Linked DNA regions of Homo sapiens: region 1 is linked to region 2. The links are chromatin contacts, found by Hi-C or POLR2A ChIA-PET in ENCODE. All regions are on one chromosome and are shown on one strand. Each heading gives the region's core, a stretch centred on a gene start or an enhancer-like site at or near the end of the contact. The rest is flanking DNA. Distances are from core to core; before and after follow the strand shown. Region 1 overlaps COL21A1 (collagen type XXI alpha 1 chain). Region 2 overlaps COL21A1 (collagen type XXI alpha 1 chain).

The links. A loop is a pair of places that touch in the nucleus more often than their neighbours do. ChIA-PET counts read pairs that join two places held with the same protein, here RNA polymerase II (POLR2A). Pooled maps may share reads with other maps.
Region 1: a loop to region 2 is called in a map of PC-3, with 6 times the contacts of the local background. The contact joins two enhancer-like sites. A Hi-C loop is called at or near these places in 2 of 168 maps with a recorded cell type or tissue (PC-3 and endothelial cell of umbilical vein) and 3 of 50 pooled maps. POLR2A ChIA-PET finds 5 or more read pairs at or near these places in 1 of 52 experiments (MCF 10A).

The regions. Positions count from the first base shown.
Region 1 is chr6:56,225,700-56,228,583 of GRCh38, forward strand. All of the region lies in intron 1 of COL21A1 (collagen type XXI alpha 1 chain), which reads right to left. Among named protein-coding and RNA genes, the nearest start is that of COL21A1, 20 kb to the right of the region's middle. Within about 2 kb of position 1,443, at least 2 of the 41 ENCODE cell types and tissues checked have a DNase peak (open chromatin) inside an H3K27ac peak, as active enhancers do.
Region 2 is chr6:56,099,757-56,102,456 of GRCh38, forward strand. It overlaps COL21A1 (collagen type XXI alpha 1 chain), which reads right to left. Exons shown (of 30, transcript NM_030820.4): 17 at 1,716-1,769. Among named protein-coding and RNA genes, the nearest start is that of COL21A1, 150 kb to the right of the region's middle. Within about 2 kb of position 1,440, at least 5 of the 41 ENCODE cell types and tissues checked have a DNase peak (open chromatin) inside an H3K27ac peak, as active enhancers do.

The DNA.
Region 1 (2,884 bases), core at 193-2,692, 130 kb after region 2:
TTTTTTTAGTCTTTTTAAAATTTAATTACTTTAAAAAGACAAGAAACACAATAATTACGGGAACAAAAAAGAGTATTTTGAAATTAAGTTTGAGTAATTCTAGAATGGCAGAAGGTAAAATTAGACACAGCTAGTCACCCAAGTGCCTGAGATGTCTTACCATTCCTATGTGATGGTCTTCCTGTGGGCTTTGTTTCCTGGGTAGGAGATCCCTGGAAGCATACAGTGTTTAAATAGATTAATCACAGAGCATCCTGTCTTCATTGTGGTGTACATGTTTCTGGAAGTTACAAAGAGTATTATGCCTGCATTTCATGATGTCCTTTTCTCACCTTATTTCAAATATTCTTCCCAAGAATAAGAGTACAAATAGTACATAGAATTGTTTAAAGAATCCAAATATCTTGACTTTTTCTTTTCAAATCTAATTTTAGGAATGTTACCAATTGTTAATTCATTTAACATCAGGGAGAAAAATAAGTGTAGGGCATAGCCGAATTACCTACAGGGTAGCTTTTACAGTCAGGTGTATACCAAAAAAAGTCACTTTGCTTTCTTCACCTGGAAATATAGGAATGTTATATCATTCCTTTCTAGAAAGAAGAGCAAAGTAACTTTTTACAAAATGTTCCTCGTTATTTAATGTATATGAACACATCTACTAATGATTCTACTGTAACTTTCAAGAGATAGATATTTGTCCCTCTTCCTCATAATCCCAGAGGGAAAAGGTAACTATCATGAAACATTTTTAAAAGCTTTATATATTATATCAATATAAAATAAACCAGTTCCTCCATTATATTAATGGTATCTGGCTTTTCAAGACAGAATTCACTAAGGATGTTGAAAATATAAACCACACACCAAAATGTTAGACTTCCATTTGGAGGCCAAAGCTAACTGGCAAGCCTAATTTGAGTCACACTGTGAAACCCCATTTTCCTAACTTAATTTATCTTGAATTGTTTGTGTGATGGTGTTGTTTGGTTTGCTTTTATGGTGCAATGCACTGGTATCTTCAGCACTGCAGTTTATATGAAAATCCAATGTTCCTCACTTCCATAAAAAACAGTGCAAGGTGATAAAACTAAATTAGGGAAGAGTTATGTTGTTATGACAATGAAACTTTCGAAGAGACTATCAAACTTTGAAAACAGGTCACTGAGAAGAATTAAGAAATACTTTCTTTGGATTTTTTTTAAGTAGATAAGATTCCCATCTCTGTGGGATGGCTCGTATAGGGGGAGCCCACAAACAGTATAATGGACTTTGAATCGCCCAAGTTATTTTCCAAACTTAAAATGGTGCCATGACAGGTCCTCAAACGAACTAAGAGAGCAACTTTCTCAATAAGTAAAAGCAGGATACAGTTCCAGATCATGAAAACTCTGCAATGCTGGTTTTGTGACCTTGACTCAGCGTCACTGGGATGCTACCAAGAAACCACAATTCTTGGCAGCTGCACATTCAATGTACAAATGTTTACCAGATGTGAAGTTCATATGATCTATGCTGTATAATAGAAACAAAAATGAATGTGCTGTGTAATATGACATGCTAGTTCATGCTGTGAGCCAGCAAGCAAGAAAACTGGTCTCATATCTAGACAAAGCCTATGGACTATTTGGAGTAAAGAGAAAACCTCTAAGTCCCACCTCCAATCCCCAATTAAAACAAATCCCATACGCTTGTTAAGCCTGTGGGAAATTCTACTAAGTAAGGTTCCTTTCTTTAGATTAAGCATTCCATCCTTGTTCAATAAAAACCCCCTTGGGAGACATAAATTTTTATCAGTTATTACACTTCAGAGTAAATGAACTTCAGATCCTGTCTTGACAGTTGGTTCTGATATGAAAAATACATGAAGCTTGGTTGTTTAGATTGTAAAAGAAAGAATCATCAAGAGATAAAATTTAATACATATTTTCCCACTACTATTTGTCTGTTTATCCATTCATTCCACAATATGCACAGTCATCTACTATTATTCAGGCAATGTACAAAGCACTGAGGATACACAGATGAGAAAGCCTAGTGATAGCCTCAGCAAGTATAGGGTTTTTGTGAAAAGATATCAAATATATAACTACAATACAATAATAGAGACCTTAATGGAGGTATGTGCTAGGCACTGGGAGCTTGGTGGAGTGAATACCTAGTTCCTGGCTGGCTGAGAGGAAATGGGTACATTCTCTGAGAGGAAGTAAAGTTCATCTGTGAATTAAAGGCAAACCAGGGATTTGCTAGATGACCTTAAGAAGACAGGAAGATAGTACCTGAAAATGCTTAAAATCACTAAAGAACAAGATGTGCTCAGTGAAAAGGTATTTATGAAGTGAACCGCCCATGGAGAGTGGGAAAGGGGTGAGGGGTGAAGGAAATGAATGATGGGGCAGGTACTCAGGAAACAGAGCAGGAACATGGTCTTTTGCATTAAGTGAAGAGGAGTGGACTTTGTCTTTAAAGTTTACTACAGGAGGGATTTTTAGCAGAGAGAAACATATTCTTGTTCACATTTTAGAAAGCTCACAATGGCAGCAGTAGGGAGAATGGTGTACAGGAAGATGGAAAGTTTATGGCAGCAGTCAAATGAGAGGCAGTAAGGGCCTGAAGGACAGTGAGAGCAGAAAGTGATTTGAGAGGCATTCAGGAGTTAAAACGGGCCAGGTCCTATGACTGTTTGATTGCAGTGGACAGGAGAAAGAGAATGACCCCAGCCTCTGGCTTGAACGTCTTGTAGATAGTGATGTCTTTCCCTGAAAGAATTCAGGAAATATAAACCAAATTTTCCTGCTAGAGGGTAGAGGAGAAGAAATATAAAGCATCTTAGTTTTTAGAAAATTAAGCACAAATTTCATGTATGGACATGAAATGGTTCATA
Region 2 (2,700 bases), core at 190-2,689:
TTACCAAGTCTCATAATTTTTCTTAAATAACAGCAATTATGGCTCACATATGTTGAGCTCATGCTACCCTATTGAACCCACTCCATGCTTATTAATACCCTAGTCGAGGCCTTCTACTTCATGCCTGGTCTGTCAAAAGAGCCTGCTAACTAGCACCCTGTTTCCAGTTTCTTCTCCTTTCCAATCATTCCACACACACCAGGAGCTCATACACTGCCTCTAAAACAGTTCTTTTTACTATGTTCTCTTTTTTTCTCACAAAACTTCAATGACAAATGAATAAGGTTTACTTTTCAAACTTGCAGTCAAGGTTCTCCATTTTATGGCCCTAGCCAAGTTTCTACCTTTACTTTCTAACACGCAACAGAGACCCTTCTCTGCAGATTCAGGACCTCATTAAGATCATTTCATTATTTCCTGGGCACACCTTTAACCATCTCACATATGTGTCTTCATTCAGATGAGTTCTCTCTTTCCTGTCTTCCTTTGATTCCCAGTCATCCTTTCATGAACAAATCTGGCACAAACCCTTGGTAAAATTTTTTCAAGCACCTCAATAACAGGATTACCTTCCTATACTCTTTCAGCACTTAGAATAGCCCCATGCATTTGTGCAATGTTTTTACAATTTTTAAAAATTTCCTACGTAAGCTTCACAACAACCCTATGAAGTAAGCACTATAAGCATCTACACTATTCACACTTAGAGAAAAATATTCAGGGATGTGAAGTGACTTCTCCAAGCTCATACTGCTGAAATGTAGCAGTAGTCATCTCCAAACCCTGGCTTTCTGACTCCATATGAGATTCATATTTGGCACATAATATAAAGAGTTGGTAATTATTTGCATCATTTTTTTCAGTCTTCCAAATTAAATTATAAGCTTCTGGAAGGTAATAGCATTATATAGAACTTGGCCCAGTACATAATCATACACAAGATGAAATTCAACGAAAATTTTATTAAGTAACTTTCAGAGTAGTTTAATCCCTCTACCCTATTTAAGAAGCTTTGGTGATACCTCTCTCCCTCTTATGTACAATATTTAAATTCTGAAATCTCAACTGAACACTTTGTGATAAATGTGATACAAATACACCTCAGCTATTACTTCAGTTCTTAACCTAGCTCCGCACAAGGCAAATTTCAAATTTCTTGAGGGTAGGTACCTTTGATGAATAAAATAAGATCTGCTGGTATTTAAATGTTGGCCACGAGTTGTAGGAATAAAATGTGGGGGCAAACTATATTTTTAAAACTCACCTGAAGTTCAGAATCACCTGGGACATGTGCTAAAAATGTAGATATCTAGGATTCAGATTCAGTACTTTCTTAGTCATGTTTCTCTACCCCTGATTTTTATTGAACACAAGATCCCAAAGAGTATACTATGAAACAATAGATGAGTGGTAAAGTGACATCGACTGAAGGCTCAGCAACAGACCATGATGTTTGTGTTAACCATGCATTTCTTTGGGCATGAGTGCTTGTGGTTTGTGACTCACACTGTTTGCAAAATTCTTCCTGGTTTCTAAAAGAGGATTCAACATTTCAATATTTTATGGTGTTTCACAAGCAGCTTCTACAACATCTAAAATCTGGAAGTCACTGAACAAATAATAGGGCATCTGAGAGAAGAATTTAAATAACCAAAAAGGATTTCGTAACAGGAAAAGAACTTCATCTTTTAGAACTGAAATGAGAAGGTACTCACAGGCTCTCCCCGTGTTCCATCCTGCCCCGGAGCACCAGGGGATCCTGCTTCTCCCTTTTAATGATTTGACAAAAAGAAATAGAGAATTCAGTTTTGAGGTCTGCTTACCAAAATAACAATATATAACATTACATATTAAAGAACATTAAATACAAACAGAAAAATTAAAATTACTTCTGGACTACTGATATTAACTTTTCCTGACATCAAATAACTTTTTCAGAAATTCATAAAGTGACTATATAAACAACAAAAATGTGTACATAATGGCAGATAATTAAGTTATTAAATAACTGTGGTACTGTATAGTCATTCTTATGAGAATAGACCATCTTACTTCCAAGGTAAATGTGACCAATATTCTATATCAGTCCTATTCATATATACTTTTTCATTTTTATTTTAAAATTGATCACTATGTTGGACCTAATTTGACCTTGCCTTCAAAGAGTTACATTTTAAAGTAAAAACAAAACTTTCATTAGGAATGGAGTTATTTATAGGTTATTAGTTGAAATTATCTGGCACTTTAGTATATACGTATTTAAAATAAACATCTATAATGCATATTTTAGGTAGCTGTTAAATTATAATTGCTTTTAGTGATATATACCTTTACATTACTATGCTCAGGTTAAGCATCTTATTTTACATCTACGTTTTGGAAGCTAAATTTTTTTCCTAAATGAATCAATTGCTAGTGAATACAAATGTATCTGACACTTCTTCTACTAAAACAATAAATATTAGCTGAATATAATCCTAAAATGTATAATATCTGCAGATTAGTACAACTATTAAACTATCTGAGCAAAATAAAGGATAGCAAGGAAGAGCCTGTTGACACATATACACACATGTACACACCCCAGACTTTTTGAAATCTAACAGTCATTATGAGCCATGCATTTGTTTCTGTCCAGCAAAATGCTGCATCACAACAAGCAAAGTTCTCTGCAAGCAATTTGCCACACTTGTTTCATAC